3 separate regions of the Homo sapiens genome follow, and regions 1 and 3 are each linked to region 2. Evidence: chromatin loops called from intact Hi-C (ENCODE). Cell type or tissue: endothelial cell of umbilical vein. All regions are shown on one strand. Each heading gives the region's core, and the rest is flanking DNA. Links, peaks and the distances in the headings are about the cores only.

Region 1 (10,905 bases), core at 1,596-9,595, 380 kb after region 2:
GCCCTCTGTCATGTGCCCCTGCCTACCCCCGGATGCTCCTCCACTCCACTGGGGCTGTTCTAGGTGTTGTGTCTTAGACACTCCTATCCTGTCTGTCTTTCTCTGCTTGCTTTTTGTTGGGATTCTAGTTTCAGAGTTTCTTATAGAAAATATCTCAGCTGTCCTGTACACTCTCTCCTTCCAATAGAGTTTGCAAAACTAATTCAGACCATATGGACTTCATCCCCCAATGATGTGGTGAGCCCATCTGAGTTCAAGACCCAGATCCAGAGATACGCACCGCGCTTTGTTGGCTATAAGTAAGGGCCTTGCAGACATGTCCTCTCAGGTGGGTGGCAGTAGGAGCAGGTTCTTAGGACAAGAGGTGTTGCTCACCCTCCTTCCTTTGGGTTCAGTCAGCAGGATGCTCAGGAGTTCCTTCGCTTTCTTCTGGATGGGCTCCATAACGAGGTGAACCGAGTGACACTGAGACCTAAGTCCAACCCTGAGAACCTCGATCATCTTCCGTAAGTAAGAGGAGAATGCTGTGGGAAAGCAAAACTTTTGTGAACTCGAGATTTTTACCCACCACTTTGGGGTTAATGATTTGGGAATAATCTGATTTACTTTTGAAGATGAAGGATCAAAATTGACAGACCCTTAAACTTAAGTTTTGAGCTTTGACCCAATTGTTGTCTCTCTCTGGTTCCCAGTGATGACGAGAAAGGCCGACAGATGTGGAGAAAATATCTAGAACGGGAAGACAGTAGGATCGGGGGTAAGCGCATGAAAGGGAAGATGCCTGTTTTCACTGTTGCCTGCTCTTGCCTGAGTGGAGCATGAAAAGCCCTAAGAATCACTCTCCCGGGGAAGCCTGTTTCTGCCTAGTGTTCAACAAAGCAAAGCAGGAACAGCAAGAAAGAAGATGCTGTGCAGGCCGGGCATGGTGGCTCATGCCTGTAAACCCAACACTTTGGGAGGCCAAGGCGGGTAGATCACCTGAGGTCAGGAGTTCAAGACCAGCCTGGCCAACATGGCAAAACCCCATCTCTACTAAAAATGCAAAAATTAGCCAGGCATGGTGGTGGGCACCTGTAATCCCAGCTACTTGGGAGGCTGAGGCAGGAGAATCACTGAACCCAGGAGGCAGAGGTTGTTGTGAGCTGAGATTGCACCACTGCACTTCAGCCTGGGGGACAGAGCAAAACTCCATCTCAAAAAAAAAAATAAAAGCTGCTGTGCAGAAGACCATGCTCTACTTCCTGTATTTCAGCATCTCATGGCCTTCTCTTCCCCAGATCTCTTTGTTGGGCAGCTAAAGAGCTCGCTGACGTGTACAGATTGTGGTTACTGTTCTACGGTCTTCGACCCCTTCTGGGACCTCTCACTGCCCATTGCTAAGGTATGCACCCCAGTTGCCCGCCTTGTTGAACTCCCTCTCCTGTCCTTTCATGTTGACCTCTGACCTTTGCTTTTTTCCCCTTCCCAGCGAGGTTATCCTGAGGTGACATTAATGGACTGCATGAGGCTCTTCACCAAAGAGGATGTGCTTGATGGAGATGAAAAGCCAGTAAGTCACCCTTCGGTAATAGCAAGAACAAATTTCCGTGGGACCTACTGGGAAGAGGCTGATACCAGCAGATCCAGTTGAGGAGTGACTGGATTGGGGCCCACTGACTTCCCCACAAGTTCTTTCTGTTTGTCTTGTCTCTCAGACATGCTGTCGCTGCCGAGGCAGAAAACGGTGTATAAAGAAGTTCTCCATCCAGAGGTTCCCAAAGATCTTGGTGCTCCGTATCCTTAAGATCCATCAGGGCTGGGACATGACTTTCAAGGGTGACTGATGACAAGGGGCCCATAGGTGAGGGGAACAGTCGGAAGAAACGGACCTTGTAGGCTTTCCTTTTGTTGTCTGCCCTTCTGCATTGGTTTGACTATCCTTGACTCACGTCAATGCCAGATCTGAAGCGGTTCTCAGAATCCAGGATCCGAACCAGCAAGCTCACAACATTTGTGAACTTCCCCCTAAGAGACCTGGACTTAAGAGAATTTGCCTCAGAAAACACCAGTGAGTATCTTTGAGTAGGCAGGGCAGAATGAAGACGCAGGTGTGCAAGGCCGGAGGGAGGGCAGGAGGAAGGGGAGCTGCCAGCACCAGCTACTGAGAGACCCAGAAGGAGAGGTTGGAGGGGGGAAGTCGGGGCAGGGGGGCCTCGGGGGCTTGACGGCTGCCTCCTCCTCAGACCATGCTGTTTACAACCTGTACGCTGTGTCCAATCACTCCGGAACCACCATGGGTGGCCACTATACAGCCTACTGTCGCAGTCCAGGGACAGGAGAATGGCACACTTTCAACGACTCCAGGTGAGAGCCAGGGCAGGGCCGGAGCCCCTGGCTGTAGCCACCCACTCTCCCCCCACTCCTCCACCCTCCCCCCAAACCCACCCCCCTCCCACCCCCCGCACGGCTTACACCGAGAATGGATGGCAAAGTTTAAGGCCACGAAGCCGCTGCCCGTGGGGAGGCTCCCTGAAAGGCAGGCCGGCCGGCCTCGGGGGCACAGAAAGAAGCCGGCGGGGGGTCTCCCGGTCCTGCCCGCTCCGGGCTGACTCCCCGCTCTCTCCGCAGCGTCACTCCCATGTCCTCCAGCCAAGTGCGCACCAGCGACGCCTACCTGCTCTTCTACGAACTGGCCAGCCCGCCCTCCCGAATGTAGCGCCAGGAGCCACGTCCCTTCTCCCTTCCCCGTGGTGGCCCCGCTCCCTAAATTTTTTAAAAAGACAAAAACAAAACAACAACAACAACACACAAACCTGACAAGAGAAAAACAAACCTGAAGCTGCCGAGCAGGAGTGGATGCAGCCTGATCAGGGTCTGGAGCAAGGAGCCGGGCTTTCCTGAGCTGTGGCCCGGCAGGGAAGATCGCCTGGACGTGGAGCCAGCATCGCCCCGTGCCCTCGGCGTTTGCATTTGTAAACTTGTGGTCTTCCTATGTGTCAGAAACAACTGTGTCTTGGGGGGGAAGACCCTCGCTGCGCCGCTTCCCGCCGCAGCGCCCGCGCCTCCGAGGGGACAGCGCCCTCTGGAGCTCGCTGGGAGCATCACCGCCTGGACGCCCGCGCCGCGGAGGAGCCGGCGCCCATCTCCACCCGCACGGCTCGCCGGTCCAGAGCCATGAGCCAAGAGCCCTCTTCACGCTGCTAACTCCAGGGGACAGACGAAGGGACATCTTTGGAAAACGCTGGTTTTGGTTTTTAAAAAGCCCAACTTTTTTTTTTTAATTTCCATAACTAAAGTGTTCAGACTGGAGTGCTCTCCTTCAGGCCTCTTCATAGCTGGGACGTTGCACTGGTCCTTTTATTGCTTTTCCAAGTACAACTTTCTAATGCTAGCCCTCCGTGGTGCTAGGTGGGCGTTGGCCAGGCCCCAAGCACAGCCACAGTAGACCTGGGATCTAAAACAAGTTTCTGTTTTGGGGGTTTGGGTTTTTTTTTTTTTTTTTTAATGTTTTGAATGGAATTTAGTTGCCTCCAAGAATTGTGCCTTATAGCATTTGGGGACCAGGGGGTAACTGCCCCTCCTGAAATATCCCTCAGCCTCTTCCCTTTTCCCCAGTGCTCTGTTCAAACCCGCCTGGGAAAGGGATCCTGCCCTTAGCCCTGGCTCGTTGTGCATTGCAGTGAGGCAAAGAAGAAAGCAGGTAGATTCCTTCCGACAGGGCATCAAGTTCTTCCCGCCCACGTCCTCTAGCCCACCCCTGGTCTGCTCCCCAGCTGTTTGAAGGATAGCACAAGCCCCTCGTCCCTAGAGCTTCTCTCCCTTTTATTTATTCTCTTAACATCCCTTTCCCCCTGGCCTTCCTGCCCCCGCCCCCTTCTCAGAGCCTCCTAGACAATAGGCCCTTTGGACCGAGTTTCTCAGGGATGCCCAGGCCACCCCTCAGCTCTTCTTAGCGCTGGTCTCCAGTCCTGCCCTGGGAGCTGGAGCCTGGGTATTTGGGGACATCTTGCCTCAGTTGTATGGTTCTTTCCTGTGGGCTCAATTTTGCCCTACATAGTTGGATAAAACTCTGTGCTGTCCTGGAGAGTAAAGCTGTTCACCCACACAGCTGGGCCCGGCTTGTGCCCCGTGGAGCCTGGCACATTCCAGGCTCCTAGGAGGAGGCATCAGAGAAAGACACCCTGAGTTTTACTGGCCTGACACCCTTCTCCAGAGAAGACCTGTGAACCTGAGCCCAAGGGCAAGTGTACACTTGTTTACTGTGTAAGCAAGAGTAGAAGAATGTCTAATGTACAGTGGAACCTTGTACAGAATAAATAATAGCTTTGAGAAATCAGTTGGCAGATGTTGGAATCTTGATTTGGGAGTGTTTGAATCTAGGAAGGGCTCCTAGTATATTAGGGGCCATCTATTTCATTGTTTCAACCAGTTTGTAAATTCCAAGTTTCTGGAAAAAGTTACCCACTTTTTAGTTTGAACATTTAAGTTTAATTTTTTAAAAACTGAAACAATACATATTTTGGACACTATATTCTTCATCTGGATTCACCAATTGTTTACAAACACATTTAAATATACAGCCATCCCCCAGTATACACAGGGAGATTGGTTCCAAGATACACACATACCAAAATCTGCACCATATTCAAGTCCCAAGGTCACCCCTGCAGAACCTGCGTATATGAAAATCAGCCTTCTATATATGTGGGTTTTGCATCTTACAAATGCAGTATTTTCTATCCTTATTTGGTTGAAAAAATCCACGTGAAAGTGGACCCACACAGTTCAAGCCCGCATTGTTCAAAGGTCAACTGTACTTTATTCTGTCTGCCGAAACATTTTCAGGTGAGGTGTTATATCACCACTTCTAAATACTTGAGCATACATCTCCTAAGAATCAGGACATTCTCCTATGTGACATGGTTTTCACATGTCCATTTTTTTTTTTAATGAACTGTCTACTTTTTAATGCTGGTATGGGCTACTCTCTTAATTCTTGGTTGAAACTCTTGGGGCTGGGCATGGTGGCTCACACCAGTAATTCAAGAAGTTGAAGTGAGAGGATGGCTTAAGGCCAGGAGTTTGAGACCAGCCTGGGCAACATAGTGAGACCCTGTCTCTATGAAAAAAGAAACACTTGGGTGTTTTCACAGACCTATGATAAGATAAAATACATCTCTCCAGCAGATGTCAAATATAGCAAAACTTGCTCTTAGAGCAGAGTATCATTACCTGGATGTGGAGTGACCAGGGCTTAGTCTTTTTTTTTTTTTTTTTTTTTTTTTGAGACAGAGTTTCACTCTTGTTGCCCAGGCTGGAGCGCAATGGCATGATCTCAGCTCACTGCAACCTCCATCTCCTGGGTTCAAGCGATTCTCCTGCCTCAGCCTCCCAGTAGCTGGGATTACAGGCATACGCCACCACGACCAGCTATTTTTCTATTTTTAGTAGAGACGGGGGTGTCTCCATGTTGGTCAGGCTGGTCTCGAACTCCTGACCTCAGGTGATCTGCCTGACTCGGCCTCCCAAAGTGCTGAGATTACAGGCGTGAGCCACCACGCCCAGCCAGGGCTTAGTCTTTGATAAGTCAAAGATCTCAGCTTTACCACCTAATACTTAGAAACAGTTACCTTTATGTTACAGGCTTTGTTCCCTAAAGTGCTTTTTCTCAAGACTTCAGATTTAACCCCTAAAAGAGGTGATGCCTTTGGTGCACTCGGTGACCCACGTCTCCTTTGGTGTCACCTCTTCATTAGCACTGTTCAGCTTTTCCATTTCTGCTGCTGGTCTTAGAACTAGGGAAGCTGAAGGCTCCACCAGGTGAGCCTGGAGTGTTTCATCAGGATTCTTCCTCACTGCCTTCACTGCTCCAGACACTGAAAAATAAAGGCCTGACTATTCCATCCTTGCTGAGACAGAAGCACCTGCTGTCACTTAAGGCCTGTGTGCTGCTATCAAACCCACCTCATGGAGGGGGACAGTTGTGGGGGCATTTTTCTAAGCATTTCCCAAGAGTGAAGAAGAGGGATTGAAAATGACAGTGACTTAAAACTTGGAATTTCTCCCTGAGGGACCCAAACTTCCCTGGCCTGCCCTGAGGGTGGCCTGACCCAGGCTGTGATTGGAAATCTTACCCTGATGATTGCCCCCAAGCCGCAGGCAAACAGGATCCCCTCAAAATAAAAACATGAGGCTTGTAGCAAAGTGAATGGCTGTACTCTGACTAGTTCTTCACTGGAGGTAGAAGCAGCCCTGTAATTTTTGCTGTCTTCCACTGGGGAACAGATGGACTCTAGGAGACATTGAGGGCAGGGGCTCCACTCAGGTCCGCCACCCTTGCTCCCAGCTCTTCAGTAATTAATCTGTGGTGCTTTCTCATCCCCATGGCAACAGGTCCTAGTGTTACACAGAGCACAAACACACGCAGGTCTGTCCCCACGTTTTTTTGTCCATCAAGCTTTGCCTCCTAGCAACTTGGCTCTCTTCCCTCATTGTTTGCTCTTGATCCAGCAGGCCTCTCCCTAGGGGAGGGGCTTCCCCTGCAACTGCTCTTGTGTGACCTTGAACAAGAACCTCCCTCTTTCTGGGCCTCCGTGCCTCATCTGCAAATTACTGAGATAGGACTTGTGGATCTTGAAGGTCTCCACTCCCATGTTATCAATCATTCTAAGTCACTTTTCCTCTAAACACATGCTCAAGTCCCAAGATACGGAACTTAACTCTAGTTCCCTGGTTCCAGTTTATAGAATTTTTTTAAGTGACCAATGCTCAGAATGCTTACTTCTTTCTATAAAGCTATATTTTATATATTTTTTTATTTATTTATTTTTTGAGACAGAGTCTCACTGTGTCACCCAGGGTGAGAGTGCAGTCATGTGATCTCGGCTCACTGCAACCTCCACCTCCCGGGTTCAAGCGATTCTCCTGCCTCAGCCTCCCGAGTAGCTGGGATTACAGGCATGCACCACCATGCCTGACTAATTTTGTATTTTTAGTAGAGACAGGGTTTCACCATGTTGGCCAGGCTGGTCTCGAACTCCTGACCTCAGGTGATCCACCCGCCTTGACCTCCCAAACTGCTGGGATTACAGGCGTAAGCCACCATGCCCGGCCTCTACAAAGCTTTAGAGTTAGATCATAGAGGTCACCTTGTCCATGATCTCGATTTGGCAGTGAGGATACTGAGCCCTAGAGAAGACTTGCTCAAGGCCACATAGCATGTCAGAAGCAGAGACAGGATGGAACCTGGGTATCTTGACTCCCTACCCAGTTCTCTTTCCGAGTACTCTGTCTTTAGTTTGAATAATTGACAGCATTTTGCAGGACTTTCTGCAGCAAATTTTCCAACCCTGCATCTATTAGGAACTGAGCCAAACAGCAGTGTGACATTCACACATACCCAACAGCAAAACCACCATGATCTGCCTCCTACCTGGACCCTAGTAGGTCTGTCTGAGCTGGACACCTCTGAGGGTCCCCATCCTTCATTGCTCTACGAGCAGAAACAAGCACCTGTGCAGGATGCAGGAGGCAGCAGAAAGAGACTAACATTCACAGCCCAAGCAAGTTACTTAATCTCTCTGAGCCTCAATTTCCTCATCTGTAATCTGAGCATAACATTACCTATTCAGAGTTGTGAGTGCCAGTTAAGAAAAACAGTGTCTGGCCAGGCACAGTGGCTCATGCCTGTAATTCCAACACTTTGGGAGGCCAAGATGGGCAGATAACTTTAGCCCAGGAGTTTGAAACCAGCCTGGGTAACATGGTAAAACTCTGTCTCTACAAAAAGTACAAAAATTAGCCAGACATAGCACCATGCACCTGTAGTCCCAGCCACTTGGGAGGCTGAGGTGGGAGGATCAATTGACCAGGAGGTTGAGGCTGCAGTGAACCGTGGTCACACCAGTGCACTCTAGCCTAAGCAACAGAACAAGAACCTGTCACACACACACATGCACACACACAAAAAAAAAAAAAAAAACGAAGGAAGAGGGGAGAGAGAGAGGAAAGGAAAGGGAGAAAGGAAAGAGGAGAGGAGAGGGGAGGGGAGGGGAGGACAGAGGAGGGGAGGGGATGGGATGGGTGGGTGTCTGGCACATAGTAGGTACTCAACAACTCAACAAACTTCCATTTCCCCCGCTCAACTCCCATTTCCAGGACTATACCATCAAAGCTCCACTGAGATTCTCATGGTGGGTGATCCTCAGCAAATTTTTTTTTAAACCAACACTGTCCCTATTTAGCAAATATTTAATTCCTCTCATCTCTCTGGATGCTTCTATCTTCTCTTCCTTAACAATACACTTGATGTATGTAAGTATAGCATTGCCCAAACTAAACAGAGTGCCCGTTAAATAGGGATTCCAAAATCAAGGAATTGGCTTTTCCAATTTTCTGATATTTGGGGGCATCTGCCTCTTGGAGGTAGTAATGGGATTGAGCTGCTATCTCTCATGCTTCTAAAGACTAGGGAAGCCTATGGCCGAGGCAGGAGAATTGCTTGAGCCCAGGAGTTCGAGACCTGGCAACATAGGGGGATCCCTTCTCTACAAAATTAGTCAAGCATGGTGGTGCACACATGTAGTCTCAGGTACTTGGGAGGCTTAGGTAGGAGGATTGCTTGAGCCTGGGAGGTGGAGGCTGCAGTGAGTTGTGATCACACTCCAGCCTGGGTGACAGAGCAAGACCCTGTCTCAAAAAAACAAAAACAAAAACAAAAAAAAGTGGAAACCAGGACTCCAACAGCCCCAGCTCTGCAACCCAGCCCTGCCCCTGGGCAACTGTACAACTTTGGGCAAAGGCACTTAACTTCCAGGAGCCTTGGTGGCATCCAGAAAATGAGAAGAAAACACCTACCTCCCTCCTCTTGCCACCGGGGCTGGAATAAGGATGACGTGAGGCAATGAGCTGAGGGGTCTGCAGTGGATTTCACTCTCAGTGTGTTTTAGGTGTGCCACTCCCCAACCCTGAGCTGGCCCCTGGCTCCCCTCCTTTCCTCCAGAAACCCCTTCATAACGCAGACAGTTGCAGGAGTGCCTGTGCCCACAGAGGCACTCTGCGGCCTCTACTACATCCTGGGTGTAGTCGAGGATGGCCGTGGGTAACAGCAAAGCAGAGAGAAGCTTCCTGGTCTTCCAGGCCTCCCCTTGGCCTCCCTTCTGTTGTCTCCCCACTCACAGGAATAGTTCTGAGACCCAGTTGTGACCAAGCTCCTCAGGCCACAGTGCTAAGCCTCTCCTCCTTCCTGGAATTCCCTAACCAACCCCCAAGTTCTGCCTATTCAAATCCTTTTCAACCCTCAAACTTTAGACTAAAGGCTCATCTCTTCCAGGAAGTCCTCCTGCTGGCCCCATCAGAGGAAGTCATTGTTTCTTCGGATTACCCAGCATTTAATCTCCAGACTTACGGCCCAGTAAACTGTCTTCATCTCTGTCCAGTGAACCACACTTCTCAAAAGACTCCCTCACATTCTTTTTTTCTTTTTTTTTTTTTTTTTTGAGACAGAATCTTGCTGTGTTGCCCAGCCTAGAGTGCAGCAGCGCAATCTCGGCTCACTGCAACCTCTGCCTCCCGGGTTCAAGCAATTCTCCTGTCTCAGCCTCCCAAGTAGCCAGGACTACAGGCGTTCACCACGATGCCCGGCTAATTTTTGTATTTTTAGTAGAGATGGGGTTTCGTCATGTTGGCCAGGCTGGTCTTGAACTTCTGACCTCAGGTGATCCACCCACCTCAGCCTCCCAAAGTGCTGGGATTACAGGCGTGAGCCACCGCACCCAGCTGACCCCCTTACATTCTTTTTTCTTTTTTTTTTTTTGAGACGGAGTCTTGCTCTGTCACCCAGGCTGGAGTGCAGTGACACGATCTCAGCTCACTGCAAGCTCCACCTCCCAGGTTCATGCCATTCTCCTGCCTCAGCCTCCCAAGTAGCTGAGACTACAGGCGCCCACCACCACGCCTGGCTAACTTTTTTGTATTTTTAGTAGAGATGGGGTTTCACTGTGTTAGCCAGGATGGTCTCGATCTCCTGACCTTGTGATCCACCTGCCTCGGCCTCCCAAAGTGCTGGGATTACAGGCATGAGCCACCACACCCGACCTCCCTTACATTCTTAAAAATTATGGAGAACCCCAAAGACCTTTGCTTTATGTGGGTTCTATCTATTAATATTTACCAAATTAATATTAAAGCCGAGAGAAATTTAAGTATTTTCTTACTAATTTTTAAACAATAAATTTTAATATAATGAACCCTTTACAAGCTAAAGTAAGACGGAGTCTCGCTCTGTCGCCCAGGCTGGAGTGCAGTGGCGCAACCTCGGCTCACTGCAAGCTCCGCCTCCCGAGTTCACGCCATTCTCGGGCCTTAGCCTCCCAAGGAGCTAGGACTACAGGCGCCCACCACCACGCCCGGCTAATTTGTTTTGTACTTTTAGTAGAGACAGTTTTCACCGTGTTAGCCAGGATGGTCTCGATCTCCTGACCTCATGATCCGCCCACCTCGGCCTCCCAAAGTGCTGGGATTACAGGCGTGAGCCACCATGCCTGGCCAATAATGTTTTTAAACCATATAATCCCATCACTTTGGGAGGCTGCGGTAGGAGGATTACTTGAGTCCAGGAGTTTGAGACCAGCCTGGCCAACATAGTGAGACCCCATCTCTACTAAAACTGTAAATTAAAAAAAATTAAAAAAAAATTTTAAAAAACCTCCTATATTTTCTGAAACAAAAAAAAATTTAGTAAGAATGGGCCGGGCGCAGTGGCTCACTCCTGTAATCCCAGCACTTTGGGAGGCTGAGGCAGGTGGATCACCTGAGGTCAGGAGTTCAAGACCAGCCTGACCAACATGGAGAAACCCTATCTCTACTAAAAATACAAAATTAGCTGGGCATGGTGGCACACGCCTGTAATCCCAGCTATTCAGGAGG
Region 2 (10,598 bases), core at 2,599-10,598:
TGGAAACATGTACTCAGGATGTACAGGGCATTAATATTAACCTAAATCAAATATAATTTGAAAGCTCATTTCTTCAGGAAAAGCACTTTACATAATAGAGAAATAAAATTAAATCTATTATTAAAGTAGCCTCATAATGATATTAAAGTAAATTTTAAATAAAATAAAAACTCTTCACCCACAAATTATTTTCATTTCTCCATGTCACCTTCACATTTTTCTCTTTATAAGTGTATATTTTTACAGAATTATAATGCAGTCTATGGATAATACTTGTTCTTTTCACTTCATATTATAGAAGGGTCTGGGTTGGACTTTCCTCATTTGGGGTTCTCCATGTCATTAGCATCAGTCATTAGCCCAGATCACAGGGAGTCTGGGCTCAGGGCTGCCTCCTTCCCAAAGCACTCCTTCTTCAGCAGGGATTCCTAACTCAAGGCCCCAGCTGGGCTTCAGCAGGTTGCCATGCAAACACTGTCCTTGTGCGTATGTGCAGTTTTCAGGGACACAGCGCTCATCAGATCCCGAAAAGGTCTGAGACCAAAGAGTCAAGACCCACAGCTCCACAGCCCGAGCCTTACCTCCCCACTCCCAGGCAGGCATCAACCATGAGCTTTTTCTGCTGGGGTTGGGCTGATCCAGGAACTCTGCTCTTCCCTAACAATACCTTCTATTTCTTGGTTTTCACATAACTTGCAAGAAAAATCTGGTTCCTCTAGACAAGTAGTCCATCCTGATAATTATCCTGACCATAACACCCATCCCTGGATATAAGAGCATCATCAAAGGGAGGAAAGTGTGGGTGGGAGGTTGAGTATCTTCCTTTCTCAAAGCCCTTTTCCCTTTCATCTTTCTACATAAGGCATGCTCCACACAGAAGCTCCACTCCGTCCCTTCCCATCTTCATGACCTAAGCTCTCCGGTCTATGCGGATCCTGGATGAAACCCTCTTCTCAGTATCACCGTTGAGTTTTAAGTGCTCCCATCCCTAATCAGGAGTGCCGCCTCTACTCACAACCAGAATTCTTTAGGATTTGGGACGTCATGATTCACAGAAGTATACTGAGGGCCTTCTGACCAGACACAAGGCATAGAACAATTTCCCTTCTTTCTGGAGAGTTAGATGGTTCAAGATGGAACTTGGGCCTTCCTATCACCTCTCAGAGCTCAGCCCCAAAAGCCATGCAGATCGCTGGGACACCATGGCCCACAAGGGAGAGGCTGGTGTCTGTTAACCATCCTGGCAGCACTTCAACACAGTGGATCATTGGACTGGGGAGTGGGTGCAGCTGTGTGTAGTTGCTCCATCCCCAAGAGCAATGGCAGCCAAGACTCTGCAGTGATCTCCATAGGAATAACAGTAATTAAATGTTGCTAAGCGCTGTGGGATACAGAGGCACCATCATAATCACCACAGCCACCAGCGTGATGACCATAGTAATTAGGTGCTGTGGCTTCCCATCTACCCTGGGAGCACTGCCTGAGGTGAGGTTGGCCTCAGGTTAGGGCAAGAGGGTAGCCATGCCAGCTGGGTCCTCTTTGGGGTTGGCTAAGGCTTCAGCCATACTTTCTTCATGGGATTCCTCCTCCTTTCCTCTCCCCTTGCTCTCAGCCTCAACTGACACCAGGGTAAGGACTGGGGACACAAAAGGGGGTGACCCCCATCCAGCATGCCACTCCAACATATCTTCTCCTATTGACAGATTTCAGGGGATTGGGGAATCTTGGGGAATTCTTAATAGGGCTCCTCTCACATCAAAGTGAACTTTATTAGCCAATTTCTGAATGACACAGAGGGGCCTGGGATATGACCAGGAGGGGAAGTCATTACTGTATTGACTTTGGGCCTTTTCCAAGCCCAACAGCTGCCTCTCTGAAAGAACCTGTGGAAGTCAAGGGAGGGCTCAGAGGAGAGTTTCCTAGGGATGGTACGTTCCCCAGGGCTGATCTCGTCTAGTCTCCCCACCTCATGCCTCCAGTCCTGAGGTGGGTGAGAAAGGTGAGCCCAACTGCCTGCTCTTCAAGTGGGCTGTCATTCCTGCAGTTATCAAGTCTCAGGGCCAGGAGGGAACATGGAACTCATTGCATCCATGCTCCATGCCAGGGCAAGAAGCCCATGCACAGCATGCCTGATGAACGGGCTTGCAGCCTGAGTCTGAAAAGTGACTGGGAGGTCAATCCATTGTCGGTCAACTAAGATCCCTCAACAGTCTTGCCTAGATTAAACTGAAATCTACCTCCCCCAAAAATATGACCATTGGTCCTGACTTTTCCCTATGAAGACACACAGATGATGCTTGCTCCTTTCTCCCTATAGATTTTGGAAGCTTGGTAGTCATACCCCACTTAACACTCCCTTTGGCCTTCTCAATTGTGAAGTCTGAAGCCGCTTTCCAACCTCTCTCTGCAGATAACTTCAGCTCCCACTGTACTGCAATGACCTTATTATAAACTTCCCCCTTCACTACTCCACCCCAAAACTTCCACCTTCACTACTCTCTTCACCTTCCCTCCAGGCTCAGAGAAAGATGGGTCTTCTCCTTTCCAAGGCTGACCCCTTCCCACCCTCAGTGCCCCCCAACCCAGGACTTGCTCCATAAATGACACCCTATTTCACTTCTTACACTTGCTTCTCCACTCCCTCACTGTCCACTAGCTCTTTTCCTTCTGACTACAAGATGCTCAGTAGCTTTTGATTTCCGATGAAAAAGGAGAAAATAAGCCTCTTGGTCTGTCTTGCTAACCCTCTCCGAGCTTCTCATCCACCTTGCTCATTCCGTCCGCCACCAAACTTCTCAAAAGCAGAGAGGATACCTGCTGCCTCTGCTTTTTCACCTTCCAGTTGCTCCTCCTCCCACTTTGATCTGGGTTCAGCCCCTGCCTAGTCACCAACATCCCTCTCTCAAAGGTCACTGGTGGTTTTGCCACTGCTTCCAAAGACCCCTTCTGATCCCCACCTGCTTTCTGCAGCATCAGACACTGTTAGCAACCTCCTCCACCTCCTCTATTAAATCCTCTTCTCACTTGGCTTCCATGACAACCCTCTCTCCTCACTCCCCTCCTCCTTCACTGACCAATCATCATCTGTCCATCCTACCCACGTTGTTGCCAGATTCATCTCCTGAAGCATAGCTCTGACAGTTCCCAATAAGTGCTTCTCTGTTCAGAAACTTTCCATGGCTCCCCACTGCCTGCAAAAATAAATAAATAAATAATGGAGTTGTAAAATCATGCAACTATATGTAATTCATAATATACAATAATCTGTCACGTTTTCAAACCTTTTTAAGCAGCAGAATCTTCAAAATCCATTAAGAGATATCTTTCTCAAAAGCCCAATTTTCAAGCACATGAAAACACATGCTCTTTAAATGTGGCTCCTGTTGAGCCCAGGAAATTCTAGGGTTTCCAAAACACAACTGGAAAACCAGTGAACAAATTAAACTCCTCAGTCTGCAGATGAGAAAACTGAGGTCCAGAGAGGGGAAGTGATTGGCAGAAAGTGGCACAGGATGTGAGTTAATCAACACATTTTCATTACAAGCCTATCAGGTACCAGGCATGTTCTAGGTGCCAGAGATATAGCAGAGAACAACAGCAACATGATCCCTGCCCTGGAGGAGCTGACAGTCTAATGGGGAGTGAATCAGGCACTATAAACCATCACGAAAGTGGTCCCAAGTATGCAAAGTCTATAGCAGGGGATGATTGGAAATCCCAGTGGCTCCTCCTTGAAGCCTCAGAGCAGGGTGAGATGAGGCTGCAGAAGCAGGCATGGGCCCCTTAGGCCTTGTTGAGGACTTGACACTGGTCTAAGAGTCTGGCAGGCCAAGAAATTGTTCCTGGGCATTGCAACTTGACCATCTGCATTTGAAAATAATCCACTACTAAATGTAATGTTGTATCCTGGATTAAATTGTGGAACAAAAAATAGACATTAGTGGGAAAAAACCTGGGGAAATCTGAATAAATTCTGTAGTTCAGTTAATAGTATTATACTAACACTAATTTCTTAGTTTTGATAGATGTACCATGGTTCTATAAGATGTTAACATTCAGGGAAGATGAATGAAGGGCATATGAAAACTCTGTACCATTTTCACAACTCTATTGCAAATCCAAAATTATTTCAAAATAAAGCTTGTAAAATATATATAAACCATTTTCAGGAAGGGGAAAACTGGATGTGGAGAGACAGATGACAATAATAATGATGACTAATACTTAGACAGTTTTTACTGTACACCAGGCATTGTTCCATGCACTTCACATGTTTGGCTCAAGGCTCATTTAATCCTCACAACTTCAAGAGGTAGGTGCTCTTATTTCTCCCTGTTTTACAGAGAAGGTACCTGAGCACAGAGAAGTTAAGTCACTTGCCCAAGGACACATAGCTATTGGGTGTCAGAGCTGGAGTTTAAGAATTCCAATCCAGGCAGATTAGCTCTCCAGAGTTCCATGTGCTGGACTGTTACATTTTACTCCCCATCTCAGTGCAGACTGGCTATACTGTCAGAAAGTATTGTAAAGACCAGGTAGAAATCATGAGTGCATGGACTAGATTAATAACAGGAGAAATGGAGCAATGTCACTAGACTTTATATATATATATATAAAGAATATATATATATAAAGGATATATATATATAAAGGATATATATATATATCTCAGGGGCATATCAGGGGCATATCAATGTCACTAGACTATATATATATATATAAAGGATATATATATATATATATATCTCAGGGGCAGAATCAACAAAATTGGAACATGGTGGTTCAGGAAGAGGTAAGAAGCAAGAGTGACTCCTGGGCTCACAGCTTAAGAGCAGGAACCAAAGCCTGCTTTCCTGCTGCTTGATCCTGTGTTTCTTCCCTGTCACTAAAGGAAACCTTCTGGTCCTTTTGCCTTCTGTTTGCGCCTACCTGTCCCTTTCTCTTATACATCTCTAAAACGCAAAACAAACTGGAATGCCTACTGTCCTAACACAGGTGGCACCTCTCCCACCTCCACGCACCTCCATGTTCTTGTACAAGCTGTTCCTTCCACTTAGGAGTCTCTCTCCTGCCTCTTTTGGTCCAAATCTGATCTGTCCTTCAGGGTCTCAGTTAAATGTCCCCTCCCCCAGCAACCTTCCCTGCTTGTTTAAAGATGATGAGTGAACAACCATACTATATCACTTACTTGCTTCCATCTTCTCCACCCAACCAATCCCCAGGCAGCCACATCTTCCCTGCTGGCCGCACCCTCTTTGGAAGCTCATTTAAGATCAGAGGATCAAAGAAGCCTGACCTAAAGATGGAGAGAGTGCAGCCGGGTACAGTGGCTCATGCCTGTAATCCCAGCACTTTGGGACACCAAGGAGGGCAGGTCACCTGAGGTCAGGAGTTCCAGACCAGCCTGGCCAACATGGAGAAACCCCGTCTCTACTAAAAATACAAAAATTAGCCGGGCGTGGTGGCACACACCTGTAATTCCAGCTACTCGGGAGGCTGAGACAGGAGAAACACTTGAACCTGGGAGACAGAGGTTGCAGTGAGGTGAGATGGCGCCACTGCACTCCAGCCTGGGCAACAGAGCAAGACTCTGTCTCAATGAAATAAAATAAAATAAAATTAAATTAAATTAAAATAAAATAAAATAAAATAAAATAAATAAAATAAAATAAAATAAAATAAAATAAAGATGGAGAGGATGGGAGGGTAAGAGCAGGGAACAAGAAGACATTGGTACATCTGGGATTGCCCCTTCAAACCATGCCTTCAGCTCCTGCAGTGTGCCTGGCACAGAGCTAAAGGCCATCACAATGAATTCAATTCAACCCTGGCCCTTAAAGCACTCAGCAGCCAGATGGGAGATTCCCAGCTGCCACAAACTAAATCTGATAGCGTGTTCCCCAGTTTAAAACCCTCCTAGCAGCTACCGGGCATGATTCACGAATCTGCAGACCTCTCCTTTCCTCAAGTCTTAGGCTCAGGCTAAACCAGTCAACCCTTTGTGGGCCCCCTACTCACCTGACTATTGCTTACCTTCATTCCTTTGCTCGTGCTGACCCTCTACCTTAAATCCAGTCTCTTTTATGTCTCTGCCCTCCAGCACTTACCTTGGTCTGATAGATGACTCACCGAGACCCTGTGTTCGCTTCCCTGAAGCCTTTACACCAACCCCACCCCGGGCTAAACTGGGCACTTTTTCTGTGACCCACCAAACCCACACAATCCCATATTAAATATTTGTTTACGACATCCGTTTCTATGTCTGTCTTCCCCCACCCTTCAACTAGATTGAGTTCCTTCAGGACAATGATGATGTCTCTGTATCCCCAAGCCAGGCACTGTGTTTTGACACAAAGAAAGCCCAGGTTACATTTGTTAAATGTAAAAGACCATACAGTGAGTGGGTGAGTGTTCATGACAATGCCAGATCTGACTACTTCCGCGAGAAACCGAGACACTCCAGGGCCGGATTCCAGACAGTGGGAATATGGCGCTGTCTTTGCCCCTTCTCCAGTGAGGAACCAGAATTTACGTGTTATCAGAAACAGCCACTTCCCCTCTGCTCCTGCCCGCCTAGAGGGCTGGGCAAAGGGTAGAGGGAGCAGTGTCCGGCCAGGGTCTGGGGAGAATTCGGCTCTCCTTAGTGGGAAACTCTGTCTGTCTTCCTCCCCCAGGGGGAGGGGATGGGGATAGGAGGACCAGAGTAAGGGGAAGAGGGAAGGCCCGGAGGGCGCAGTCGCCTTGGCAGAAATCCTACCACACCCGGATGTAGTGGGTGGTGAACGGGATGGGGCGGAGAGTCCCTGCCCTGCCAGGGACACTGACTGGACGATCCACTTTCGCGGGAATCCCACAAATCTCTCAAAACTAAGGTCCTGGAAACTGGAGGAGAGCTCGTTTTCAGGCTATGTTTGGGCAAGGGCGGGGCGCGGGGTGCTTCAATTTTTGGAAAAGGAACCCCCGAAGGGAGCAGGGATTAGAAAAGAAACTCTACCAGAAACCTCAGTGGGCCCGTCTCACCCACTCATGCCCACCACTGACTTCTCTGGCAGCTCCCCGTCGCCCCGCGCACCGCTGCCTCTCCGTGGAACGTCCAAGTGGTGCAGAGGAGAGGGATCTCCGGAGACTGGGTTCTGTTGCGAGCTATGCCACGTTCCGTCCCGGGCGGAACTCTTCTTTGGGCCTTTGTTTCCTCGTCTGTGAAATGGGGCCAGGGTGGGAGCAGAGGGCTTGCAGAAGCCCTGCCAGCTCCCACGCTGCTAGCCGGGATTCTCCATCCCGCCCTCTCCTCCACCGCCGCCCCCGGCCCGGTCCTAACTCCACCCCCACCCGCCGCGCCTCGGCGCCGCCGGCCGCTAGGGGTCACTGCCTGCCTTTGTCAGCGGAGGAGGAGGGCAGCCCGCGCTCCAGCCGGCTCCCCAGCTGGAAGGCGGCCGAGGGGTAGCTCCCGAGCGAGGGTCCTGAGCCGGACCCCGCAGCCCGCGCTCGCGATCCGCCTCTGCTTCGGTCGGGAAGGCGCGTGCGCTCGGGCTCCGACCGGGCCCCGGCGGGCGCGCATCGAGGCCAGGAGGGGGTTAACGCTAACCCCTCCCCTCTGGCTGACATCACGGGCGAGCGGGTGAGAGGCTGGAGCTCGGCGAGTGAGAGAAAGAGAGCGAGAGCAGCGAGCGCGGCTCCACATTGTTGCGGATCGCCGGCACCCGGCAGAGCGGCGGCGGCTGGGACGCGCGGCGCCTCCGACCCGTTCTCCTCGCGCCCGGCCGCGCAGCCAGAGCCACCCGGGCCGCCGACCGCCGAGCCCCGCGCCCGCCGCCTGGGCCCCGAGCCTTCTGCGCCGCCCGGGTGCGTCCCGCCACCCTCGGAGGACGGCCGGCCATGGACGCCTGCAAGTTGGAGCCGAGCGGGAGGGTGTGAGCGGGCCGGGGCCAGGAGCCCGCGCCGCGCAACCGGGCAGCCGGGCGCGCCGGGGGTGGGTCCCTCTCCCCAGCCCCGCTCTGCGTGGAAGAAGAGGGCGGGGACCGGCGCCGGGAGGAGAGCGGAGGAGGCGAAGGGGCATGACTCGTGCAACTTGCGGCGGGCATCTGCCGAGCCTCTGAGCCGGCGGCGGCCCGGGGCCCGGACTGCGGCCGCGCGGATCCCACCCAGCCCACCCCGCCCCGGCCGACGGCTGCAGCTGACCTGGATCCTTCGAGCGCCCGCCGACCGCCAGCGATCTTCCCTCATCTTCCGGGCTGGTTTCTGCTGCGCGAGGAGCGCTGCCCTCGCCGCCCCTCTCGCCGGACCCCCGGCCCCCGATGGCTCGGATGGGGCTTGCGGGCGCCGCTGGACGCTGGTGGGGACTCGCTCTCGGCTTGACCGCATTCTTCCTCCCAGGTAAGAGCGCTCACCTCTGCTGTCCCCACCCCCATCCAATGCCTCCCCGGGGCTGGGAGCCGGATGGCGGGCACGACTGGATTGTGGGGAGTGAAAGGAGCCAGAAAAGTTGGGTCACGGCTTGGGTAAAGGGGGTGGGAGGTGGCACGGCGGAGAAAGAGGTTGAGAAGCCGAACCGCCTGCCCTGCAGGGAAGCAGTCAGATGCACGTCTCTATGTAGCATGAAAGCACTTTCTCCGCTCAGTTCTTTACAAAAAATAATAATATGTAATAGCGTTCTGTTTATTTAATAACCAGCTCTCTGCTCGGGAAGCAGTTTGGAAACACTGCGTGTTACATAAATGCAAAATAATCACCGTAATCACCGTCTTGGGGTGGGAGACAACAGCCCCAGGGGGAGGGCGTCAGTCTCGGAGCTGCGGGTTTGGAGTATGGCGGGGGGGCTTCGTCTCTTTCGGCGGCCCCTTTGCCAGACGGCTCAGGACGCTCGGGCCCCCTCCCGCCCCACACCGCCCCACAGCGGGCGCGGAGAGTCGGCTGCTGCGGCAGAGGCGGCTCCTCGCTCACCTGCGGTTCCTTTCCTGGAGGGTGAGGCCGGGGCAGCCTCCTCCCGGCCTGGCGCGGGACCGGGCTCCCCCTCGGAACTCTGCTCCCAGCTCTGGGGGCTCTCCCTGGAGGAGACACCGCGGGCTTCCTGCCATCCAAGTAGCTGCATGACCCACTTTCCCGAGGGTGCCCCGCGTGTCCTTCCTCGAGGTGCGGGCTGCCGGCAGCCGAGGGGTTAACCTCGCGCCCGACCCCGGGGTGGCCCTGGTGGCCCATTCTGACGGGTGGGGTGGGGACGGAGGCTGGGACCAGCCCAGGCATATTGTGCTGGGGAATGAACTGGAAAATGCGTTTAGGAGGCAAATCCGACCGAGTCCCCTCGCCTGGATTTAACCCTTTGTGTCCCTGGGGAAGCTGCCGAGCTCGCCGGCTGACTGGACACCAAGCGTGGGTCAAGGGGTGTGGGGAGTTCCTCCAGCTCTCTGGGTAGAAACCAGAGACGACCTGCAGCTCTAGCAAGATGGGATTTTGGGGAGGGGGGCGGATCTTGACTGGAGCACGTGGTCCCCGCCTTGGGGTGGCAGAATAGGGGGTCAGTGTACAGAGACCATCTCCTCGTGGGGCAGGAATATTAGATCCCGAGTTCCTGCAATGTGCTTTGCCGCAGAATGGCCAGGCAGTTTGTTATCGAGGGAACAGTCTGGCTGCCTAGTTCCGGGGCTAGGGTGCACTCCTGGAAGGCAGAAGCCTGGCCTCATTCCCTTCTATGCCTCTTCTGCTGCCAGCCAGCTCACTACGAGGGCCCCGCCAATCTCACTAAGTGGTGGATGTCTGGGAAGCAGTTTGTGAAAGCCAGTACTGGGGTGCCTCCACCCGTGAAGCCTGGGGTGCTGCCCTGCTCGATGTGGGGGGTGGGGAAAATCCAGGGCTCACAGGTGTCACTGCCCACCCTGCCCCCAGAGGGTGGTCTTGGTGAGAGTGAGAGGTCTTCTCACACTGGATGGCCTGGGAAGCCAGCCAGAGATACAGAAGTTCGGGCTCTAGGACTTGCCTGGCCATGGGGATTTGAGCTTCCAGGAACCCTTCAATTACATATGTCCACATCCGGAACCCAGAGAAACGAGAGCTTCCCAGAGCTCTGGTTGGTCCAGCACACTAGGGGTTAACGTAATCCTGGGATGGACAAAGGGTGGTGGGAAGGGTTGGGAGAAGGGGAAGGAACTCACCCTATTCTCCTTCCTTTTGTTATTCTCTTTCCCCAGCTTTGTGATTCCTTCATGGTTAATTCCTTCATTGGGGGCTAGAGGCCTGCTGTGCTCCACCCACTCAGGAAGTGGGAGCAGGGAGGTGAACTCACCTGGCTCAAGGTGGATACAACCCCTGCCAAAAATCTACATGAAAGGGTGGGATGCAGAGAAAGGAACCAGGGTTGAGAGAGGTACTTAATAAATGCTCTTCCATTGACTGTAATTGACTGATGGGTAGCATCCATGCACCGAAGTTCCCGGACCGCCCAGCTCCTCTGCCCAGTGGCTGGGCTCCTGGTGCCTTCTCTGCTTGCTTGCTCTAGGGTCCACGGGTGCAGGGAGGCAGGTGGATATGGTTGTGCCCAGTCTGACACTTGGATGGAGGCTGGTTGGCCCAGAAGTTGCAAGCCCACACCCTACTTTGCATCACCT
Region 3 (8,000 bases), core at 1-8,000, 87 kb after region 2:
CACAGACGAAAACGTTGAGGCTCAAAGGGTTTGAGTGACTTGCCCAAGATTAGACAGCTAAGAAGGTGGCCAGCTCAACCTTGAGCTATCTTCCTCTGCAGATAAACTGAGAGATGGAGGCAGTGGGGGGCATGAAAATGGCCCCAGGCACTGCACTGAGAACCAGGTTGCCTGGGTTCCTCCCTCACCTCCCTCATCAGTGAGCTGTGTGACCCTGAGCATTTCACCAACCTTCTCTGAGCTCCAGTTACCATCTGTCAACAGACTCAAAGGGGTGGGGGCATCAAATAAAATAATTTAAGTAAAAGCACATGAAACCTATAATTGATATTATGATAATGTGACCACGGGTTTAACTTGGCCCAGAGAGCCAGCACAGGTGAAGCAGCCGAGATTCTACGGAGGGGGGATGGGCCAACATCATCCCCGTTACCGTCAGCAGCAACTTCATCCATTTCTGTTTATTGAACAGCTAATAACAAAAATAGCAACCACGTATTACATATTGACTATGTGCCACGCACTGTACTAAGCACTTTACATCAGCTCCAGGGAGATGGACTGGAAGTCGGGCAAGGGAGGAAAGAGGGCAGGACTGCAGAGCTCAGGGCCTCCAGCCTCCATCCAGGAGGTCTGAAGAATGGGACTTCAAGATGACCTCCACCTGAGTTCAGAACCAGAGCAAATTCTGTGTGGCCAAGGAGAAAAGGCTTTTTGCACTGAGGGGCCCACCAGAACAGACACAAGGCTGAAATGCAAGCCAGTCCAGGCTAGAGGAAGAGACCGGGAGCCCAACTCAAGGAAAAGGCCAGGAGGCAGGGGACTCCCAGCAGCTCCAGCGCAGAGCCCACCGAAGGCCACCTCAGGCTGTAGACAAGAGGGTTGAGCCTCCTAGCCCTATAGCCTAAGAGAAGGGGAGGACAGAGGCCTGGCTGAGTCTGAGCCAAGGAAAGAACTCTGTGACTTCTTCGGTTTTGAGTCTCTAGGTGGGTTCCCTCACCACCCTGGCTCAGAGGAAAGCAGTTGAAAGAGTTCCCTCCTGTATGAGCTAAACTGAGGAGGAGAGGGGTATGTCCCCTCCTGAGCAAGGGAAGGGGAGAGTCCCACAACCCCCACGTGTGACGGTGCGGCAGCCAGCCCAGCTTGCAGTTCTGGGACGATGGAATGGAAATGAGATGTTGAGACGGAGACAGAGAAAGCTGGAAACACCCAGCAAGGCATGTGTGGGACAAAACATGGGCCTGACTGGACCTTGGGGGACAGGCTGAGGAGCTTAGCCTGGATGCTGACGCTACAGGAGTGCAGGGATGGCCACTGTTGGTCCCTGAGCATGAAGGGTGTGCCAGAAGTCCTGCCAGCCTGCAAGGTCCCCTGGCTCCAGCCTATGAAGTCAGAAGCTTCCTGTCCCTGTGGATGGGGTCCTGGGTTCTCACAGTTGGGTTTCAACGTAACAATGACATTCAGATAAGACTTGGGAGCCCTCCCAGCAGTGAGACCGCTGGAGTCTGCCCCAGACCTTCCGAACACAGGAGGGTTGGCCAGGAAGACTTGCCTCCAGCCCTTGCCTCTCTGGTCATTGGGGGAAAGGTCAGTCCAGCACACGTGGGCTGGAGACATGGCCAGGCAGACTCAGCCACTGGATGGGCCCTGGGTGGTAAAATCAGCCCTTCCTCCAGCCAATTTGACCTCCAGGCACCAAGTCCAAACACCCAGCCTGCTCTGAGCTCCTGGCTCCCCGCAAACACCTGTGGCCTGCATCAGAGGAGACAAGCAGAGGGCAGACCAACCCAGGACAGCTTCAGGGGCAGAAGTGCCAAGTGGCTGCCCTGGGGAGCTCTGGAGGAGGTGACTCCAGGACAGCCCTTATCAATCCAGCTCATGAGAAAGGTAGTGTCTGTGTCCCCAGGGAGAGGCGGCAGGAGAGAGGGCATTACTATTACCTAATATCACCTATTAGAAATCTAAACCTCTGAGCATGCTCTGCCCCCTCCTCCCAGCCCCCTGATTCCTTGTCTTTCTCCCTTTGCAGCCCATTTCCCAGCCATATCCAATACTTGGAATTTCCCTCATATACCCCACATTTCACACACGTGCCCCGGTAGCCCTCCTCACTCTGCCTACAATGTTCTTCTCGCGGTGAACTCCTACTATGCTATCAAAACCCTGTTCAGAAGGCCCCCTGCTCTGTGGGAAGAGACCTCTCTTGCAGCATGAATCACAAAATAGCATACTTATTTGCATACGTGTATGACTCCTCCATTAGCCAGGGGGCAAGCCCCTCACACCGGGCACAATGCCTGGCACATAGAAGTGTGAGGCACACGTTTGTCTAACTGAAGGAGGAACAACAGGTAGGGCAAGGGAGCACGCCGTGAAGCTGGATGTCTGGGCTCGCTTCCCACCCTGAGGGAAGCCTGGGGTGCAGGAACACTGACATCTGGCTGAGAGGGGGGTGGTCGGGAGAAGCAGGTGAAGATTGCTGGCTACTTGGGTGTGACCCAAAGCTCCTCGGGCTCCCAAACCACGAGGCCTCAGTGAATCCAGTAGAGCTGTTCCTGGAAGAGCAGAGAAGCCCCAGTAGCACGCGGCCTGCAGCCCCCAGAATGAACCCATCTGTGTTTACCCCCTAACCATGGATTTCACTATCTCAGTCTGAGGGACAGGAAAACCAGATGCACTGTCACCATGTGACAGGTGAGAGAACTGAGGCCCAGGGAGTGTCACTGGTGTGACCCCCAGAGGCCATCCTTGCGGCGTGAGCCAGGACCGAGTGCGGGCTCTCCCAGGGAAGCCATTGAGAGGAGCCCAGGCCCTGATGACTAACAGGACAGAGACTTCAGTGGTCAACTGGACCCAAGTCCAGCTGTGGCGGCCCTAGCTGTGGGACCTGGACTGCTGACTTGACTGCTCTGCCCTTTTGCAGTACAGCAAGAGGCACATAGCCAACCTCCCAGGATCATTGCAAGGACAGGGTCCAGCCCGGAGCCTGGTGGGCAATAAGTGCTCCCTGGAGGCCCCACCCCCACCCCCCGACACTGATTCCAGCTCTCCCGGCTCACAGCCAGACCCAGCTGCCTGCAGGTGACTGGGCCTGCCCTCAAGCCTGCGGAGCTGGGAGCGGGGGAACCAATTTGTCACGGTGTAACCAGAGAGTGTCTGGGGGCTCAATGCCAGGGTTCTGGCTGGGGCCAGCACCAGGCCCCTTCCTCACAGCTGTCAAGGGGAGGCTCAGAGACAAAGCAACCAGGGCCCCCCTATTCAGGGAGGGGGTAGGCAGGGCTATGTCTGATAAGGGATGAAAAGGGGGATGGCAGGCCCATGCCAAGTGAGGGATGAGAAATACTAAGACCCCACAGCCTGAGGCAGGGAGAACAGCACACAGGCGCAGATCCCAGTGCCCTCAGCCACTGACTATCTGGACGATCCTGAACGAATTACTTAACCTCTCTGAGCTTTATCTTGCTCATCAGGGATAACATTATCTCATTTTGCAGGCTCAATACGAGGATCAAATATGCCCCAAATCAGCAAAGGCACCTGGCACAGTGCCTTGCATGCCAGAGACTTGAGGCCAATTTCTCCTCCTTGGATTTCCCTTTTCTTGTCCCCACATCTCATTTTCTCTCCACTAGTATTTCTTCCACCAGGGTGCGACCCTCCAGGTGCATCAGGCAAGGCCCATGGTGACAATGGAAGTTGCACTCAGATATTGAGAGGGTGGGACAGGGAGTGAGGGCAATTTGGAGGGAACAAAATCAGAGTTATCCACTGTGGCCCTGGCACGTGTGAGGCCTTGCCCACCACATCCCACCCTGTTTAGCCTTTGGTTTTCCTAATGCCCACACGAGTGCATTCACAGACTCACTTCTTATACAGTCAACCCTCTGTATCCATCCATGGGTTCTGCATCCGTGGAGTCAACCAACTGCAGATCAAAAATACTCAGAAAAAAAGAAAATGGAGAGTAGTGTCAGCACTGAACATGTACACCTTTTTCTTGTTATTCCTAAATAATGCAGTATTACAACCATTTACACAGCATTTACATTGTACCAGGTATTATGAGTAATCTAGAGCTGATTTAAAGTATATGGGAGGATGTGTATAGGTTATAGGCAAATACTACACCATTTTATATAAGGGACTTTTGAGCATGCTTGGATTTTGCTATTCGCTAGGGGTCCTGGATCCAATCCCCCAGAGATGCCGAGGGATGGCTGTGTTTTTGTTTGCACTGTAAGGATGATGAAAGGGCCCTTATAGAGACAGCTGCCACCCTCTCTTGGCAAAGTGGCTGCAGAGTCCATGAGGGGATGATGGGTGAAAGCCTCTGAGAGAAGTTTCCTGGAGGCAGGGAGTAAGGGCTGAAATCCCAGCCTTTTGTCCTGAACCTGTCTCTTCCTCCTGTTCGGATTCCATGTGGGGCCAACCGTGGTAGAAGAGAAACCTGAACTCTGTGAGCCGGACAGGGTATGTGTTCATTTCCCTACTGCTCCCCCTCCCACCCTAGCCCTCTGGAAATGCCAGCCTGCCTCAGCTGTGCTGAGAAGAAAAGGGGATATAGGTTTGAGTTGTGTCCAGGGAAACTGAATTCGTAGCATCCAGCGTGGTGGTGGCTGGACTCAAGGTGAGAGCTCCCCCTAGTGGAAGGTGAGATTCCAGAGGCCCGCCCGGTGGACCCTCTCCCAGAACTGCCCACTACACATTCAGGCAAGCCTTCATTCATTCACCACACTTACTGAGCACTTCTGCATGCCAGGCACTGTGCAGGGCTGGGGAGACAAGTCAGACGTGCAATCACAGTCTGTAGAAAAGAGACTGAAAGAAGCCAGGCACGGTGACTCACGCCTGTAATCCCAGCACTTTGGGAGGCCAAGGCAGGCGGATCACGAGGTCAGGAGATCGAGATCATCCTGGCTAACATGGTGAAACCCCATCTCTACTAAAAATACAAAAAAAAAAAAATTAGCCGGGCCTGGTGGCGGGTCCCTGTAGTCCCAGCTACTCGGGAGGCTGAGGCAGGAGAATGGCATGAACCCGGGAGGCAGAGCTTGCAGTGAGCCGAGATCGCGCCACTGCACTCCAGCCTGGGCGACAGAGTGAGACTCCGTCTAAAAAAAAAAAAGAAAAAGAAAAGAAAAGAGACTGAAAGAGAGTGCAGGGGAAGTCCAGAGGAGGAACCCCATTCCAGTGGAGGAGGCAGGGAGGGCTCTCTGGAGGAAGCACGTCCAGCTTAAACCTGCAGGCTGGATTGGCCTGGCAAAGAAGGGGAAGAAAGAGAGACCCTGGCAGACAGAGTGGCTCCTACTAGCTACCTGAGGATGAGAGGAAGCAGGGGCTCCCTGTCTGGGAGCTGCAAGTGGTCCAGGCTGGGGGCGGCATGGCGTTTCCTCCAGGAACCAGGTCGTGAAAGGCCTCAGCCCTTAACGCTTTGATAAAGGCCACAAACTGTTGGAGGAACTCTTGGAGGAACTTAAGTAGGGAGGTGGCCTGATCTGATTTGTAGTTTAGAACGATCACTCTGGAGCTAGGCACGGTGGCTCATGCTTGTAATCCTAGCACTTTGGGAAGCTGAGGCGGGAGGATCACTTGAGCTCAGGAGTTTGAGACCAGCCTGGACAACACGGGAAACTGCCTTCCAAAGGCGGCCACAGCCACCAGCTGTGGATGGATGGATGCTGGGGCCAGAGCCTTTGCAGACAGGCCAGAGAGGGGTTGCAAATTTACTGGGAGCAAGATACCCCCTCCTTCCGGGCACTGGAATGGAGCAGAGAGAAGGGGAGAGAGACAGAAAGTGAGTGAGTGAATGAGGAGGGAGTGAGTGAGTAAGTGAGTGAGTGAGTGGAAGGGACTTGTCAATTCCACTTTAGGAAAATTGGCTCCATGATGTTTACTGCAAACTGCAATTTGGCATCTCTATTCAGGTGCTCTCCGTGTTTAATTATATGTAATATGGTAGTGGAGAGGAAGGAGTACATAAGTGTGTGATTTTCTCCTTAGTCCCTACCCCCCACTCCACGCTGGGGTCGTAAAGGTCAGAGGTGAGAAATCGAGCCCAGCAGAAGGAGGAACTGGAAGGGCCAGCTGTGGCTTCACAGCCAAGCCTGGATCGCTGAGAAGCAGCATGTGCCCCTGGCCACAGGGTCAGTCTCTGCAGCCTCCTGGGCTTCAGGGACAGACCAGTGTCTCCAGCTCAGACTGTGAAATACCTCGACAAGCCCAGCAATCTTCTGGGTCCATGACCAGGTGGGTCCAGAAGGTGGGCTCAGCCCCCTCACCTTAGACCACAGCCCTCTGGGCTTTTCACCTATCTGTACTGAAGAGGCTTGGTTTCCCGGGAGGCACCCCCAGGTGCCCCTTCTTCATCGACCCTCCCAGCTCCTGCCTTTCCCTCCTGATCCTCACCCTCTGTCCCAAGCTGGGAGGGTGAAGCACCCATTAGTTCATTTGCTTGTTTAATTGCACAGGGAGGGGAAAGAAGTTAAACTCCTCAACAGGAATCTTCCCTGCAGGGCCAGAAATGGAATGACGGGGTGGGGACCCCATCTCAGCACCTGCTGCCTGTCCAGGAGATACCCTCACCCTTGTTCTACCTCCATGCCCCAGATCCCAGGATCAGAGCAGGGTGTGGGGTTACAGGGTCATAGGGAACTAGAGGAGGAGCCTCCATCCCACACCGGCTGGGAGCCCCTCCTAGAACTGGAGCACCATGGGGAGGGGAGCTGGGGGTGCAATGTCAAAGGCAGAGTACTGCCTCAGGGTCTGACTCTCTCACATCTCTGACTCTCTTTGGGTCACTTGAGTTTCTCTCTCTAATCCTCTTCCCTGTCTTTTGTTTCCAGAAAAGCCCCGCCCCCAGAGGGGTCTGGGAAGTGCAGCCAGGCTCCTGGCGGGCACCGTGGCCGTGTTCCTCATCCTAGTTGCTGTGCTCACTGTCTTCTTCCTGTACAACCGGCAGCAGAAGAGCCCACCGGAGACGGATGGGGCCGGGTGAGCCAGGCAGGACTCTGCCCACTAAACTCCCACTGGTCTGCTCCCCAGCACCCTGGGAGCCCCAGACTTAAAGCACCTAAACTTGTGAAAGCTCAGGGCCTTTCTAGGGCCTCCCCACCCTGGGGGACCAGGAACTAACCCTTTGGCAGGAAGAGCTGACCCTCCTGAGTGGTGATTGCTACGTGCCAGGCACCGCCCCAGTTCAAAAGGGCTTCATAAAGATGCATTTTATCCTCACAGCAGCTCAGAGGAGCAGGTGCATGATTACCATCCACGATTTATAGTGAGGAAACTGAGGCACAGAGAGGTTAAATAATTTGCAAGAGTTTACGTGCTCCCAGCCGTTGACAAGGGGTGAGGGCAGACCTAGGACCAGAGAGGAGAGAGAGGCACAAAGTATATGGGGGGAGCCAAAACCCTCAACCATCAGGATAAATCATATTTTAATGTGATATTTTAAAAAAATCAAAATGAAAGCAAAAACCCATGATGAACAAAACGTCCACATTGTAAATAAAGACAGGATTAGAATAACTGACTTTTCCTTTCGCATCAGACACCCAGCACACCACTGTGATGGATCCTGTCTTTACTTACAATGTGGACGTTTTGTTCATCACGGATTTTTACGTTGATTTTCATCTTTAAAATCTTGCATCATGTGTTATTTCCCGTGCTGGCTAAGGCTGTCGGTGCCGCATACCGTGCACCTGAGGCCTCATGCCCGCCCTGGGTGAGGGCCCACAGTGCTGCTGCTGGTTCCTCCCTGTCCTTTGAGCTAGGAAACCTGAGACTCACATGGTTCCCATCCCAAGCTGGGCTGGGGTCCGGGGCAGACACACCTGGGAAAGGTGGCCGGGCACTCTCAGCCTGTAACCCATGACCCCTGAGGAGCCCCAGCCCAAGCTCTGGCCTCTCAGGAGGCTGCCTGGGAAGCAGAGCTCCCGGGCCTGCTCTTGTGAGTGGGGCTCAGGGACCGGTAGCTGTCTGGTGGCCTGATGGGGAGA

The links. Peaks named below come from ENCODE experiments on the same cell type or tissue, not always from the same donor. Only the 100,000 strongest peaks of a DNase experiment are listed, where the experiment ranks them.
Region 1: it touches region 2 in a loop (5-fold over the local background); 10 of 110 quality-filtered maps call a loop at or near these places.
Region 3: a loop joins it to region 2, with 7 times the contacts of the local background. A loop is called at or near these places in 9 of 110 quality-filtered maps.

The regions. Positions count from the first base shown.
Region 1 is chr11:119,348,625-119,359,529 of GRCh38, reverse strand. It overlaps USP2 (ubiquitin specific peptidase 2), which reads left to right. Exons shown (of 13, transcript NM_004205.5): 5 at 188-299; 6 at 396-506; 7 at 693-757; 8 at 1,278-1,381; 9 at 1,469-1,549; 10 at 1,695-1,773; 11 at 1,940-2,047; 12 at 2,223-2,343; 13 at 2,608-4,315. The coding sequence ends at 2,695. Among named protein-coding and RNA genes, the nearest start is that of MFRP, 7.4 kb to the right of the region's middle. RefSeq lists an enhancer at 507-1,706. In endothelial cell of umbilical vein, for the core only: CTCF peaks have their summits at 2,650, 2,856 and 3,055 (motif pointing left); DNase peaks (open chromatin) are centred at 2,669, 3,059 and 6,469; H3K4me3 peaks cover 755 bases; H3K27ac peaks cover 346 bases.
Region 2 is chr11:119,726,250-119,736,847 of GRCh38, reverse strand. It overlaps NECTIN1 (nectin cell adhesion molecule 1), which reads left to right and starts at 7,648. Exons shown (of 6, transcript NM_002855.5): 1 at 7,648-8,373. The coding sequence starts at 8,295. It overlaps NECTIN1-DT (NECTIN1 divergent transcript), which reads right to left and starts at 7,265. Exons shown (of 4, transcript NR_120587.1): 1 at 7,042-7,265; 2 at 3,098-3,191; 3 at 1-41. RefSeq lists enhancers at 6,602-7,462, 7,463-8,324, 9,124-10,066 and silencers at 7,263-7,672, 7,733-8,052. In endothelial cell of umbilical vein, for the core only: a CTCF peak has its summit at 7,380 (motif pointing right); DNase peaks (open chromatin) are centred at 6,757 and 7,497; H3K4me3 peaks cover 3,017 bases; H3K27ac peaks cover 922 bases.
Region 3 is chr11:119,638,855-119,646,854 of GRCh38, reverse strand. It overlaps LOC105369520 (a long non-coding RNA gene), which reads right to left. Exons shown (of 4, transcript XR_001748413.1): 4 at 7,238-7,359. It overlaps LOC124900303 (a long non-coding RNA gene), which reads right to left and starts at 4,823. Exons shown (of 2, transcript XR_007062919.1): 1 at 3,866-4,823. It also overlaps a transcript of NECTIN1 not described here. In endothelial cell of umbilical vein, for the core only: a CTCF peak has its summit at 4,679 (motif pointing left); no DNase peak of the experiment used is centred there; H3K27me3 peaks cover 196 bases.